Linked DNA regions of Homo sapiens: region 1 is linked to region 2. A link is a loop called in an ENCODE intact Hi-C map of the cell type or tissue named here. Cell type or tissue: testis. All regions are shown on one strand. Links, peaks and the distances in the headings refer to the core of each region. The heading gives the core; the rest is flanking DNA. Region 1 overlaps NEGR1 (neuronal growth regulator 1). Region 2 overlaps ZRANB2-DT (ZRANB2 divergent transcript).

Region 1 (8,348 bases), core at 165-8,164, 330 kb before region 2:
GGTGTGTTTGAGGGAAACTTCAAATAATTTCTGGAGTGTAAACTGAGCAGAAAGTGCAGTGAGGCTGAGAAAGTAGACAGGCTGGATCACTGAAGGGTCTTGTGTTCCTTGCTGTAAGCTTGATCTACTTACCCGTAGGCATAGGCTGATTATTAGGCTTCCTATGTAACTCTGAGAGTCAGGATCAAGGTCTAATTAACGTGAATAAGACGGGCATCAGAAAAGGTTATTATATAATGCCAGGAAAGAAATGATGAAAACCTCATATGTGATAGTGATAGTAGGAAGGAGAGAATGGAACTAATTCAAGAATTATTGCAACGGCAAACATATCAGGGCTTACTTGTTGATTTGATTCTGAGGACAGGGAGAGAGTGAAACAAGGATGACTCCCACCTCTCTCTGTGGGTGGTGGGGTACCAACCGAGATGGGGAAAATACCATAAATGTCATGCCAAATGTCTTGGACTTTATCCTGTTGTTTGGAACAAAAGATTCAGTGTTTTATTTTACTTTACACAGGAGAATACTATTACTGTGTATACTGTGCAGACATAATACTGTAAAAGTAATAAGAAAGGTAAGAATGAGAGTGAGGAGGCATCAAGCAAAGTCTATTATTACAAAGCTTATTTTAAGGTTTGTAGGGTTTTTTCCTAATTTAAAATAATCAAGCTTCCATTATTCTCTGATTGTTAGAGTGTAAAAAATTTAAGACAGCTCAGAATATATTTCAAATTCCAATTAATATGCCTGAATATAATGAATTCAGATATTAATTATAATTATCCATAATTAGTTGATTAATTTCCAGATAAAAGTATAGCAGAAAACCTACGATGCAATTTAGAATATGATGCTCATTATTTAAAAAGATAAAAAAGTAGGTGCTTTCTAATCTCTGTTTCTCACTATTCAATTCTTTCTTCCTTAACATATCTTCAGCTCTGTCTCAAAATATTATTTTAGGCTATTTGGCTTATGATTTACTCTCGGCTCAAAGTAACATGCCACTAAAGATATAGATCAATGCTTCAAAGTCAGGCACCACGTGTACTAATCACAAGTATTTAATATGTTAAATCAAATGATTGTTATATAGCATAAGTATTAAAATGACTGATGATTACTATTACTCTGTTTTATATACATAAAACAGACTTATAAATGTAAGTCCTTATTAAGTATATAGCAAGTATCTTGTACTGTCTAATTATAGAGTGACATCACAATTACCAAAACACTTAATACCTTACATTATATTTGGAGGTATGTGTCTGCTACAACTCTAGATTGCAAGATTCTTTAGAACAGGAAACAAGTTTTTTGTTCCTTGTTAAAAAATCATTCTCTGTACAGTGTCTGAAAGAGTGAGTGAAGCATGGTAAGAACTGAACTCACTGCATAAATGCATAAATGAATGAGTGAGTTAATGTGAGGAGGATTTCAGCTGGATGGGAAATTAGAAGAATTGAAATACCTATCTTTATAATTTAGATTTTAAGTCAAATAAGCATTGATTATTGCAAGTCCAGCATAGAGGCCAGATTTATAATGGGAGAGCATTTCAAAAATATATCTGCAAAAAGGAAGGGAAACAAAGGCTGGTGGAAAATAGAATTTCCCCCCAAAATTCCTAAGAGGAAGGGAAAAATTTTTTCCTCACCTAATTATTTCTGGTTTACCAGTGGAAAGAAAGAAAATAGAAGTTAACAAAAGACAGCCCTACAGGCTGAACACTGATTAGATGAATGTGATTGTGCCTTGCACTTAGGAAACACATAAGATTTGTTGAATGAAAGAATGGATGGGTGAATGAATGATTTCCTAGGTGTATTAATTTCCTTTTGTTGCTGTAATAAATTATCACAAATATGGTGGCTTAAAACAACATAAATGTATTATCTTATAGTTTTGGAGGTCAGAAGTCCAAAATGGGTCTCCCTGACTAAAATCAAGATGTCAGCAGGGCTGTGTGCTTTTCTGGAGCTGTAGGAGAAAATCTATTTTCCGCATTTTCCAACTTCTAGAAGCTGTCCATGTTCTTTTGCTCATGTGCCTCTTCCATCTTCAAAGCCAGAAATGGCCACTCAAATTTTTCTCATGTCACATCACGGTGACACTGACTCTTCAGTCTCCCTCTTTTGCATTTAAGAATACATGTGTTTACACTGGATTTACTTGGATAATCCAGGATAATCTACCTATTTTAAAGTCAGCTAATCATAATCCAATCTGCTACCTTAATTCCCCTTAGCTACATAATGTAATAAATTCCCAGGTTTCGGGAATTAGAATGTAGACATCTTTGGATGGTCATCACTCCGTAAACCATACCAGGTGAACAAATACTTCCTTTTTTCTACATCTAATATTTTCCTTCAGAACCTACCAAGCCTCCTTGAATTTTTCCAATATTCAGGTAATGAATTTTGTTAGAGTACAAGCTATTTGAATATTGACTTTTATAGTAAATGTTTATAAGCAACTATTTTACTATTAAAAAGGTAATGATTTTCATTGAAAAGATTATATTTATCAAGCCATATTACCAATAATTTTACAATATTTTATCAAATTGGTTGATATCACACACACACACACACACACACACACACACACACACACACTCCTATTTAAAAAGAAGACTCCAAGATCTTAATGTAAAATATAAATCCCAACTGGCCCACTGATAGTTAGAGAAGGCATCTATAACAGGAAAGAATCATAAATGCAAGTAAATCTTGAAACAATTAGAGTTAATGACTTTCGGTCTAATAAATGATTAGTCTTTCAATAATGCATGTAGGAAATAGTTTCTTTCCTGGACATAGGATTCTGTAAAAGCCAACAAGCAAATGCTTGCTTGTGGTTATTCTAAGTAGGCATGCATATATTTTAAGTTGGCCTTAATTTTGAAATAGCAAAAGCAAACAGAAAATGAAAAAAAATTGTTTAAATGAAGATTTTGCATTTAGAAGAATAAGGTAAAATTACTTAGAATATGAGCCCTCTAATTTTTGCTTTTCTGTCAGTCCTCCTAGCCCAGAGCTTCTCGCTATACTGAGGATCACAAATAATGCCTGTAGTCCAAAATTAGCAAATTTCATCCAGTTGTTATTAGCAGATCAGTGTTAAACTGATGCATGCTTGCAAATATGCACCTTCCTAGAGTTATTTGTATTTTAAAAGAAGCTTCCTATTTAACCCTAATTTATTTCTAATGATGGAAATTAGAAACAGGCTCATTGTGGGAATATTAGTAGGCAGGAGAGCCTTCCTGTTGCCATATAAATCGCTAAATCCAGAAATCCAGATGCTTGGACTCTGCCTGGTCATCTAGCCAGCATCAGTAGCCGACTTTGCATCTTTATCCCATTGTTTACCTTAAATAAACTAGGTAGATATTTTGCAAGTGCAAATAGACAAGGCTGTTTTGTGCTTTGTTTGAAGGTGGTAATATTCATACTCATATTTCAAAGTGAGTTATAGTTTAAAAAGTATTTTCAACAAACATCTACTTCTCAAAAATAATCTTACAATATATGAACAGGTAAGGAATTTGAAGTTCAGAGAGTCTGAACAACTTACCCAACAACCCAGAAATTCAGTAAATATTTCATGTGTTAAGGATCTTTCTGCATTATGTTAGGATCTTCCTGCATATGTAAATGAAATTACATCCTCACAACAACCCAACATCCTCACAACAACCCAACAACCCAAACTTACCTGCTCATTGGCTCCTCCCATCCTCACAACAACCCAACAACCCAAACTTACCTGCTCATTGGCTCCAAGAAGATTATCAGGGAGGCCCTGTTTGGGCACTTTTATTTAATAAAATGCTAACCAGTTTTCTTCCTGAGGTGAACCAACCATCTTTTGTTCATTTAAACAAACAACAAAACATGACATCTTTCATATCACACTTTGAGTCTTAAAGATTTTTGTGGTTTTCAAAAGACCATTGGCTGGCTCGTGGGCATAAGGCCAAGAGGACTTTATGCCTCTGATCATGCAGCCAGGCAATCAAAATCTTTCCAATTCATGAAATACTCATCACATTTACTTATTGTTTTTTATTGTATCTGGCTCAACAGGGCATTACAGTTATTAGGCAAGCACACATAGGAGCGTGTGAGTCTGTACCTTTACTGTTAGGCTTGGTTTTTAAAAAGTATTGTGCGTGTGTGTGTGTGTGTGTGTGTGTGTAAGGGGGGGGTAGAGGGGAGGAAAATAGCAGCATTTTATCTACCCATTTTACAATTCATGAGGGCAAGCTGACTAGGCCCACACCATGAGTAAGTAATTTCTGATTACTTATTTACTTAAAATTTACTTAATTAGAAATAATTTCTGCTACCAAGCAGAAATGATGACATTTCACCAATCTTTGTATTTCATTCATAGCACTTTTTTTGTCCCTTTTCTGGCCTTACCTCTTTCGCTACCACTCTCCTCCACTTAAACCACCAAACTTCCTTGATATCAGGATTACTCTGATTTTAAAATGAGATTATACTCAGACACAAAGGTAGTCATCATACCTGGTTGAGTAGACAGTGAGGACAAATTGGAACTGTCCACTTTCCAAGCCAGTGTCTTCTCTCTTGAAATTTCTTAAATTCAAGGATTTATATAACATTTTTGCATTAATGCATTCACTAATTCAACATCCCTTGCCTAGTATATATTATGTGCTACATACTGGGCTTCGAATAAAAATAAATCTTAGAATATAACCCTAAAATACAATGGTGGAGTCAGGAATGTATTATATCCTTTTTAATCCCATCATACACTAGAAATTCTATTTATCATATTTATTTAGAACCAAGGACATGTGTGTGCACCCATAAGAGCAAAGCACTTTGATAAATACCTTATGTTTTTATTTTTGCCTTTGTGGCTTTCAAAGGCTTTCAGTTCATTACTCATTTTATTTTCTGAATTTGACAGAGCAGAAAAAATTATGAATAGACATTTATGTTATGTATTTAAAGATGACTTGAAATATTAATATGTACAAATCTCATCCCCCATGTTAACTATGCTTTTCACAGCCAGCAGAATGCAGTCACTAGGTGGCACCTCTGGGCTATATTCTCTGCTGAAGACTCTCAAGTGTTGTTTCCATAGACTGATTTGTGTTTGAATTTTGTAGTATCTTCTCCCCTCTTATAAAAATATTTCATCAGACTATTATTTGTACTAATCCCTTGAACAAGAGTTGCTCCTATACACTTAATGGTAACATATTGAAACTGTTCATACCTACTGACAATTGAAAAATGAAAAATGTAGTCCTGTTTCCTGGTTGTTGAAACATACTGTGCCACACAATCTGTTTGTATTTAAATTTTCATTTGTTTGGGACTGAGTGAGATAGGATGATGTACTCAAGAAATATAGTAGAGTGTGATTAGGAAACTCTTACTTATTCAAAAGGTTTGAAGTCTAGTCAATTATGTTTAGGGCTTCAGGCATGTCTCAACTCATTCAGAAACATTGATGAAAAAGATGTGGCCCCTGTACTCAACAAATCTCATTCCACTGGTAACATAGTCTCTCTATAGTGGAGGGATTGGGCCAGATAATCTTAAACTTTGCTTTCATCTCTTAAATTCTATGAGTTTCCTATAAACGGGGTATGAAAGGTCTATGGGTCTAAATCAGCTGTGAAATTGCTCTGGTATCCTTATAAGCTTAGTTAAATTGACCGTTTTCCATTCAGCTGGGTATGTAGTGCTTTTGTACTTGAAATATCTACATTGAATCTAGGACTTTAGAATGAGAAAAACATAAATCTCTGACCCCAAGTAAGAGTCTCTGGGAAATAAGCTCAACTAAGAGAAAAGAACTCTACAAATTCCCAAATTAACGGGCTGCTAATTAAGATTCCCTAGAGTGACAAGTCACAGCTAACTTGTCCCTTTCTCCAGCAACTTGCAAAAATCATGGATCTCATGCAAACACAGAAATTTTCAGTGGGTTAATCTAATCACAGATTAATGAACCTTCAGTTCCTGCTGGATTGGGGTGGAGTGACAGAAGGCATTTGGTGGCAAGTAAAAGCAGGGTAACTTGTAATTTCTTAAGTCATATGTGAAATCACCTTCCCATTTTCTCCATCTGCTCTCCTGTATTGTCTTTCCCTGCCCCAGCCATGCCTATGACACTAAATAGGAGCTATAGTTAGTTGATTTTACATGCTTTTACACAAGACAGGCTTCACAGTAGGGTAGTGCACAGGAGCTGAAATGAGGTACTACTTATTTGGGACATCAATCTTCCCTTTAAGTGTAAAGAGCAAAGACTTAAACACAATTCTGAATAACCAAAAAAGGGTTCTAGGCTTTTGACCTGAGTTAATTTGTAACTAATTCATTAATTATTGTAATTAAAGAATGTATATATTAGTCCATAACCTGCCAGTGGGAATCATTGAGACAAAACCATGTATTGACTCCCTCACTTAAGCCTGTCCAAGGGAGATTTCTCTGGCACACAAAATGCAACTGAGTTTGCTTCGAAAAGAGCAATGGATTCTTGAGACTACATCTGATTCCACGCTTACGGAGCAACGTTATGACATTGGAGGTAGGTCAGCCTGTCTCCACAGCATGTCAGCATTGCAGTGGAATCCAAATAAAAGGCATTACTATTTACTAGGCAATTAGTCTGTGGCAGACACTGTGTTAAATAATTTTAAATCCATTATCTCAGTTAACCATCATGACAACCCCACCACTGGTCATTTTCATCCCAATTTACAGAAGAATCTGAAGCTGAGAGAGCTAATAAGTATGGTCAGAGTTCGTCTGACTCCAACTCCTACAAACTTAAAAATTAAGCCAGTTTCTCATCCCACCTTCTCACCCATATTTTTAGGGACCCACAAATTCTGTGAAAAAAGTTGAAATTTTGTCTTTTTTGTGTATTAGATAATCCTCAAATAATCATTTTACTAGATATTTTTTAAAAGACCTTTCCTTAGCTGTGAATAATGAGAAAGTTTTAAAAACCCCAGGTACACACACCTAGTCTCAGGTCTATAATTTTTTCATATTTTCTCTTAAAATGTATTCCTACACATCTCAGTTTGGAAGTACCATATCAAAATGGGCTGCCTAAGACTTCAGTGTGCATTTGACTTTGTGATTCACTTGCTGTGTGATCTTTTTTTGTTTTTTTTTAATTTTTTTTTTTTTTTATTATACTCTAAGTGTTAGGGTACATGTGCACATTGTGCAGGTTAGTTACATATGTATACATGTGCCATGCTGGTGCGCTGCACCCACTAACGTGTCATCTAGCATTAGGTATATCTCCCAATGCTATCCCTCCCCCCTCCCCCAACCCCACCACAGTCCCCAGAGTGTGATATTCCCCTTCCTGTGTCCATGTGATCTCATTGTTCAATTCCCACCTATGAGTGAGAATATGCGGTGTTTGGTTTTTTGTTCTTGCGATAGTTTACTGAGAATGATGGTTTCCAATTTCATCCATGTCCCTACAAAGGACATGAACTCATCATTTTTTATGGCTGCATAGTATTCCATGGTGTATATGTGCCACATTTTCTTAATCCAGTCTATCATTGTTGGACATTTGGGTTGGTTCCAAGTCTTTGCTATTGTGAATAGTGCCGCAATAAACATACGTGTGCATGTGTCTTTATAGCAGCATGATTTATAGTCCTTTGGGTATATACCCAGTAATGGGATGGCTGGGTCAAATGGTATTTCTAGTTCTAGATCCCTGAGGAATCGCCACACTGACTTCCACAATGGTTGAACTAGTTTACAGTCCCACCAACAGTGTAAAAGTGTTCCTATTTCTCCACATCCTCTCCAGCACCTGTTGTTTCCTGACTTTTTAATGATTGCCATTCTAACTGGTGTGAGATGATATCTCATAGTGGTTTTGATTTGCATTTCTCTGACGGCCAGTGATGATGAGCATTTCTTCATGTGTTTTTTGGCTGCATAAATGTCTTCTTTTGAGAAGTGTCTGTTCATGTCCTTCGCCCACTTTTTGATGGGGTTGTTTGTTTTTTTCTTGTAAATTTGTTTGAGTTCATTGTAGATTCTGGATATTAGCCCTTTGTCAGATGAGTAGGTTGCGAAAATTTTCTCCCATGTTGTAGGTTGCCTGTTCACTCTGATGGTAGTTTCTTTTGCTGTGCAGAAGCTCTTTAGTTTAATTAGATCCCATTTGTCAATTTTGGCTTTTGTTGCCATTGCTTTTGGTGTTTTGGACATGAAGTCCTTGCCCACGCCTATGTCCTGAATGGTAATGCCTAGGTTTTCTTCTAGGGTTTTTATGGTTTTAGGTCTAACATT
Region 2 (8,348 bases), core at 80-8,079:
TTCATATTTTATATCTAAACCAAAGATGCCACTGTATTTCAAAATGGCTAATGTTGGGAGGTTAGACAGTACTGGACTCAGAATCTAAGAGGAAGGGGAAATAAGCTATTATGCTCTGGATGGGGAGGAGCTCAGGAATAATGCACCTTAGCCACTGGTAACATCCTTGAGCTGCTAATCCACCTCTGCAGTAAATGGTCCTTTTCTGCATAAATAGAAAATGTAGCTCCCACCCCCCTCCTCATCTGGTCTTGGGAAATTATGCAAGTCCTATTCTAACTGATCTTTTTTACACCACTATGGTTTCTTTGGCAGATTTTTCTTGGCTTCTTTGGCCCTATTAGGAATTACACATTTATTTTGTCAAGGTATATTCAATTACTATATAAGTTGCTATAATAGGAAAGTCAGACAGACTTGGGTTCAAATTCTGGCTCAGCCTCTTACATATATGTCTGAGTGAATTAGGGAAGTTATTGAATTAGCTAACTAACTACAAAATTTTATGGCAAGTACACTTAGGATATACCCTCAAACATTTTTAAGTACACATTACAGTATTATTAACTATAAACACAATGTTGTACAGACTTGTAAAATTTAGTCATCTTGCATAACTGAAACTTTATATAGGCACACTCTGCTTCTTGTGCTTCACCAATTCCACTTCACAGATATTGAGCTTTTAAAAATGGAAAATTTGTGCCAACCCTGTGTTGAGCAAGTCTATTGGTGCCATTCGTTTCTCCAACAGCACGTTCTCACTTCATCTCTCTGTGTCCTATTTTGGTAATTCTCACAATATTTCAAATGTTTGCATTACTATTCTATCTGTTATGGGGATTTGTGGTCAGTGATCTTTGATGTTACTATTGTAATTCAATTGGGGCATCATGATTCTCACCCATTTAAGATTGCGGACTTTATTGATAAGTGTTGTGTATGTTCTGACTGCTCCACCAACTGGCCATTCGCCCATCGTTCTCCCTCGCAATGGGCCTCTTTATTCCCTGAGACACTACAATATTGAAATTTGGCCAATTAATAACTCTACAATGATCTCTAAGTGTTCCAGTGAAAGGAAGAGCTGTACTCACTCATTTTAGATGATCAAAAGCTAGAAATGATTAAGCTTAGTGAAGAAGGCATTTTGAAAGCCAAGACAGGCTGAAAGCTAGGCCTTTTGTGCTGGTTAGCCCAGCCATTAATGCAAAGGAAAAGTTCTTGAAGGAGATTAAAAGTGCTACTCCAGTGAACACACAAATGATAAGAAAGCAAAACAGTCTTATTGCTGATATAGAGAAAATTTTAGTGGTTTGGATAGAAGATCAATCCAACCACAACATTCCCTTAAATGAAACCCTAATCCAGAACAAAACTCCAACTCTCTTCAATTCTATAAAGCCTGAGAGAGCTGAAGAAGCTGCAAAAGAAAATTTTAAAACAGGAGAAGTTGTTTCACAAGGTTAAAGAAAAGAAGCCATCTCCATAACATAAAAGTGCAAGGTGAAGCAGCAAGTGCTGATGTAGAAGTTGCAGCAAGTTATCCAGGAGATCTAGCTAAGATAATGGATGAAGGCAGCTACACCAAACAAGGGATTTTTACGGTAGAAAAAACAGCTTTCTATTGGAAGAAGATGCCATCTAGGACTTTCATAGCTACAGAGGAGAAGTCAATGCCTGGCTCCAACGCTCCAAAGAAACTGAACTCTCTTGTTAGGGGTTAATGTAGCTAGTGACTTTAAGTTAAAGCCAGTGCTCACTTATCATTCCAAAAATTCCAGGGCCCCTAAGAATTATGCTAAGTCTATTCTGCCTGTGTCCTAGAAATGGAACCACAAGACCTGGATGACAGAACATCTGCTTACAGCATAGTTTATTGAATATTTTAAGCCCACTGTTGAGATGACTGCTTGGGGAAAAAAAAGATTCCTTTCAAAACATTATTGTTCATTGACAATGCACCTAGTTACCCAAGAGCTCTGATGGAGATATAAAAGGAGATGAATGTTGTTTTTATGTCTGCTAACACAGTATCCATTTGGCAGCCCATGGATCAATGAGTAATTTTGAATTTCAAATCTTATTATTTAAAAAATACACTATAAGGAAGGCCATAGTTGCCCTAGATAGAAATTTTTCAGATGGATCTGGGCAAAGTAAATTGTAACCTTTTGGAAAGGAATTTGGAAGGAGTTGATTCCAACCCTCATAGATAACTTTAAGGGGTTCAAGACTTCACTACAGGAAGTAATTGCGGATGGGGTAGAAATAATCAAAGACACAGAATTAGAATTGGAGCCTACCGGGCACGGTGACTTATGTCTGTAATTCCAGCACTTTGGGAGACCAAGGTGAGCGGATCACCTGAAGTCAGGAGTTTCAGACCAGCCTGGCCAACATGGTGAAACCCTGTCTCTACTAAAAATACAAAAATTAGCCAGGCGTGGTGGTGCGTGCCTGTAATCCCAGCTACTTGGGAAGCTGAGGCAGGATAATCACTTGAGCTCAGGAGGTGGAGGTTGCAGTGAGCCGAGACTGTGCCACTGCACTCCAGCCTGGGCGACAGAGTGAGACTCCGTCTTAAAAAAAAAAAAAAGAAGTGGAGCCTGAAGGTATGACTGAATTGCTACAATCTCATGATAAAGCTTAAATGGATGTAGAGTTGCTTCTTTTGGATGAGTAAAGAAAGTAGTTTCTTTAAATGGAAACTACTTCTGGTGAAGATGCTGTGAACATTGTTGAAATAACAACAAAGAATTTAAAGTATTATATAAACATAGTTGATAATGCAGCAGCAAAGTTTGAGAAAATAGACTTTAATTATGAAAGAAGTTCTACTGCTGGTAAAATACTATCAAACAGCATTGCAGCAAACTTCAATTTGTAAACAACATAGTATCTGTGAAGCACAACAAGGCCAAGTATAATAAAACGAGACATGCCCCTAGCTCAGACATGTTTACTTTAAATGGTCAGATTAACATAATCTCTTCTGGTACTGGTTAAGGTTTCTCTCACCTTTCCTTCTCCAAACCAACATAGCCTCTGAATATAAATAATATCTTCAGTGCCCTAATGATAGAGGAAAGAAGAAACCCAAAATTAGAAAATTGTCTTTTGTTCTTTCTTCTAGAACCTTGGCAGCATCCATAAAAATGTTCCTGGCCCCTTATGATTATTTAAAGCCCTTGGAATCTGTTGCTAAAATTCATGACTGGTAAAACTTGGGCTATTTTTCTCAGAATGCTTGAAAACCTCCATGCCTACTCTAATGACTTGGCCCATCCTGGCTCCCACTCATATTACAGAGTATCTAAAATCTCAGCTACATTCTCCATATGGCCACTGTCCAAAGCAGCCTTCTGGCTCTCTACTCTTAGCTCCCTCTGCGTCATCTCTTCTGATTATTCAAGGACATTTTGCATCTTTTTTAATACCATATGAAGCCAAGGGAGATGCCTGGTGTCCAGCCTGCTCTCTACACCACCATTCCTGTTCTCAGCACCCATACACACACCAGTGCTAATGTGAGTGATTTCATTTAGTATCCTCCCAGAAACCCAAATGGAAAAGTAGAGCACAAGCTCTTTTTATTTCAGCTTTCTGTAAAAATTCTATCTGTTGTGTTTATGTACTCTGCTCCCACTTTTCAAGGATGACCTTGATGGGGCAGGTGTGGCACATGGAGAGAAATCACTAACATATGACCTTGTCCCTATTATATTCCATCTACTGCTCTCTTCCTCTGGAACTGAAAGACCTGTGTTTTCTTCCCATTCCTGTCACAGAGAATTCCTCTACATCATACATCCTTTCCTAGTCCTCTTCCAAAGAAAGACTGAAAGTCTATACTAGAAGAAGCCATTGTCCTGAGGAGGAAGAACACAAAAGGAAGGATTTTTTCATATGATATGCCCATGCCTAAGGAAAACTTTTTCTCTTAGAGGGAATTGAGATGGTTACTTTGATTTTAGTCATTAAATGAAACTTTTATCTACACAGTCCAGGAAAAAAAAAATGATATAACTTAAAAACAGACAGGACACAAGGATTAAGACTAAATTCCTTGAAAATTCAACCCAGCCTGTACCCCCATTCAGAAGGAAATGGCAGAAAAGTATACCTAGTTAATTATTCTAGGAAGATATCCCTGAATAAGATTCCATCTTTGTCAAAAGTTTAAATTAACCATACCCATATTCAGACTTTTCTAATACTCTGAACTGAAATTGTTAGAGGCCCTAGAGTTCAAACCCCTGTACCCTCTCAAATGGCCAGTGGACCAACACAATGATTAATTTTAGATTCTACCCCTCAGTAAGATTGGGGCTTTTAATATTTGACTATCCAGTTATAATTAGACGGAAAATTGAGTGGTCTGATATACAAGTGAAGAACAGACAAGTGAATGACATTAGGTGGGGAAGGTAGGGCTTACAGTTCTGTAAAAAGCTCCCCAGTGGATGAGCCAGAGGAGAAGTGAGAAGTCTTTTCATGACTGTCAATCTTTTTTTGTTTCCTCCTCAAGACATGGCCATACATGGGGGCAACACAGTCAATACTGAGCCAAGAGAAGACTTCCACAGTTTCTATTAAATATGTATGGCTTTTTCACCATCATAAGGTCAAAAAATCCTAAACTGAATCATTTTAATTTGGGGACCATGAATATTCATTATTGTCTCTTGACAATAGTAAGTATTGCTCAGCTTAAGTCTGGTGCAGGAGAGAGGGAGATGTAAATAAGGAAACAGAGTGGCAGAAGAGAGGAAAAAGTATTCATAGGGTCATTCAGGAAGCTTTCAACAGCAACTAGAAGAAAACAACTCAAAATAATAATAAATTATAGACTAAGACTCCAAATATTCCTCTGTTAATTCAGCAGCCTAGTGACTTCTTTAAGGACCAACCAGAGTCCTTTATATCTTTTTAGTATGCAACTCTCAATGCGTACACTTTGTCCTCAAGCCAGTTCCTCTTATGGTTACAAGAGAGCTGTCATGGTTCCAGACACTGGAACCAGGCATGGTGCTGTCCAAGGGCTCTTCCAGCAAGGAAGTAGGGGGAAATATGATTATGAGGTAGAAACCAATAGTCTCAGCTACAGGATTATACATGCTGAGGGCAAGGGGGAGAGCTGTGATTCAAATAGAGTCCTTTTGATAGCTGAAATTATTAGTAATATTGTTCTTGTGGGCTGCCTATAGTGGTAGACCATAGCAAACAGAGTACAAGTTATCTTGAAGAAATTCAAATTATCTTGAAGAAATTCTCAACTTCAGCCTGCTGAATGGTTACTGCTACTGTTACCTACTGCTATACTCAGGCTTCACTTATTTGTCAGTTTTGCCTTTATATTCCTGGTCAATGAAAATAGATACAATGAAGATTGCTGGTCACGTCTCTCAACCTGAGTCCACACACAGTAAGAAATAGCAAGGAACCATCTTCCAGTGCAGTCAGACAGAATGAGGAAAAATCAGCCAAATACAGCTCTACCAAATGTGTGTATCCTGCCTCAGAGCAGGGTTAAGGAAATGGGCTTTTCTTATTGACGGTGGTCCTGTAAAGCGATTTATAAAAATTACTCAGGTTAAGAACTAGGAGGCAGAAAAATATACTTAAATGAATCTCAAGTACATCTCAAACATTCATGCCAGGCAGTAATTTCAACTTCCTCCCTCTTTCATCACATCTCAGCTGCCAAGAAGTATCTCCAACAGCGTTGTGTATACATACCCAGTAAAATTGGATACCATTAAAGAATTCCTGTTTATTAATAGTGGCTTTTGGTTGTGCTCTCGCCCCCACCGTTCATCTTCACTTTAACTTATGAAAAGATCTACCTTGTCTCAGTTTCCAGTATTTCTATTTTAACCAGCTCATCTGATGACTTACTTGTATTCTCCACTAAACTCTAATGTAGCTATCATTAATGTGGATAAGACTTCTTTTTATTATACATTTTTGTTATACATTGCTCACGTATGTATTAGGCTATTATGAAAAAGAATATTCTACATAGATAAGTTATTGTCTTCCCAGTCCAAATCCCCATCTAAACAAATCAATTCCACAACTAGATCACACTGTCTAGACATTCAAGTTTTAAACTACAGAACCACCTTATAGCTATGGATGATTGGTCTAGAGGTAGACACATGACCCAAAGGTAGTCACTATATTATCTGGCCAATGACATGTATGGCCTAACTGGAAAAGATGGAAAAATCAGTCGAACTTTTTCCCCTCTCAGGAACCTGAACAGAGCAATAGAGAGAATTTGCTAGTTGAAACAGAAAGGAGGAAACATCAGAGGCATAGCTAGTCACATTAATGTAAAGGCACTAGAATAAAACTATATGAGCTCTTCCTACTGGCGTCCTTAAAATCACTCAAACAGAGAGTCACCCTGCTGCTCCATTCTCTATGTGGCATGGACCTATAGCTAAGTTTATGCATTCATGCAAAAAGCATTTATTGAAAACTGCTATGTACTACACATCATGGTAAGCTCTGAAGCTACAACGCTGGCCATAACAAATGTGATTACTGTTCTTAGGGAGCTTGCAGTACAGTAGTTAAAACACACCATGAATAGGGGGATATACGGAAACATATGAGAGTATTTAACAGGGACATCTAATGTAGCTTTTCTTAGGGGAGGAGAGACCATCTAGCTCCATCTATCAAAATACTACTCATCCATCAAGTCTGCAATAACAACCCCAGCTGGAAATAGTTGTGCTCTCCTTTGAACCCACTGATGGTACTTCTATTGCAACACTTGGTTCATGTCATCCTAGTTTTTAATGTATTGTTTCTGGGTCTCATCTCTCGCTAATCTCTAAACTCTCTGAGGAAAGCAACATTGTTTCATTTATCTCTGCATTCCTTCTGTGCGGAGAACAGTACTTTACACATAGCAAGTTCACAGAAATAGAGTTCAGAAATCACTCCAGTGTAATGGTCTCTTAAGAAGTCATAGAGCTAGAAAGATTTTCTAGTGATAATAGTTTTTTTCATTTTTACAGATGGTAGAGAATCTAACTGTCTTTATGAGGGAGTCATTTTCAAATCCAAAGGCATTAAAGTTTCACGCAAATGGTCTCTTTGAGTCCTAAGAGATAAACAGGAATGCTTGGTTTAAATGCGGTTAATTAAAACAGTAGGGAAGGGTTAGTTGCGTTTTTAAATATGGGAAATATTGAAGGAAAAGAAGATACACAAAATAAATCCCTCTGAAGGAGACATGTACGGATTAGGATTCTTTGGGTTGCAAGTGGCAGAAACCAGCTCAAATTAATTTGGAAATTTAGTGTAAGACAACTTGAGAATTTTATGTAAAGTTAGGACAAGGAACTCAGTTGTGACTCAAGGAAAACTAGACAAAAACTCAAATCTCAAATGTCATCAAGGTTTGCTCCCCACTCTTCTTCGCATACCAGTATCATTCTTTTCTCTTGCAGTTTCCTCTTTTCCTTGGACCTCACCACAACTTGATTATATTTGCAAAGGCCCTATTTCCAAATAATATCACATTCCCTGGAACCAGAGGTTAGGACTTAAAACATATTTTTTTGAGGAACACAATCGAATCCACCATATGCATCTTTAAAGGTACTGGCTCAACTCTAGTTTGATGTCCAAATTGCTTAGGGAGGAACTCATTGGTTATAGTGTAAATGCTCACCCATTATTCAATAAAATTTAAAGGAGATACATTCACACTTTTCTAACATAGTAACTCTTGCTACAACCATGTGAACAGTCAGTGGGAAAATTCCTAGAAATGGAGAAACAGGCAGAAAAGCTATAGATGTCCACTAGAAGGAAGAGAAAGAAATGGGAATTTTAGCATAAATTTGTGAGTTAGCACAAGTCCTATGAAAATAGAGACCCAATGTCTCAGCCAAAGAGTCTGTCTCATAATGTTTGCTGAACTAATACTCTAATTCTCATGAAAGTCTCACCAACCTAATCAGCTTCCTAGTTATTTTTTTAAATCTCTGATATTCTCGACCAAAAATTTTAAAGTGCTAAATTTCTGGCTAATTAAAGCCTACCTCTCAGTCAAAGGAGAGAAGGCTCTTTGCATGAGCGTCTACTATATGCCTGGTATTGACATATATTTATTTATTCAACAAATATTTGTTGAGTGCCTCATATGTGCCATTTACTGTGTTAGGCAATGAGTATATGCATCAGCAAAACAGACTGTTATCCTGGCCACTGGGTAGATTACATTCTAGTAAAGAGAAGTAGACAATAAGCAAAAGGGAAAAGGCATAAAAGGAATATCAGCAAGGAAGGGAGATAGATTGCTTGAATATGAATGTCAGAGT

Evidence for each region. A loop is a pair of places that touch in the nucleus more often than their neighbours do. Peaks named below come from ENCODE experiments on the same cell type or tissue, not always from the same donor. Only the 100,000 strongest peaks of a DNase experiment are listed, where the experiment ranks them.
Region 1: it touches region 2 in a loop (5-fold over the local background); 53 of 110 quality-filtered maps call a loop at or near these places.

What each region holds. Positions count from the first base shown.
Region 1 is chr1:71,518,598-71,526,945 of GRCh38, reverse strand. The region is part of intron 6 of NEGR1 (neuronal growth regulator 1); the gene reads left to right. Among named protein-coding and RNA genes, the nearest start is that of NEGR1-IT1, 310 kb to the left of the region's middle. In testis, for the core only: a CTCF peak has its summit at 5,079 (motif pointing right); a DNase peak (open chromatin) is centred at 5,075.
Region 2 is chr1:71,188,402-71,196,749 of GRCh38, reverse strand. The region is part of intron 2 of ZRANB2-DT (ZRANB2 divergent transcript); the gene reads right to left. Among named protein-coding and RNA genes, the nearest start is that of ZRANB2-DT, 110 kb to the right of the region's middle. In testis, for the core only: no CTCF peak of the experiment used is centred there; a DNase peak (open chromatin) is centred at 3,349; H3K27ac peaks cover 5,509 bases.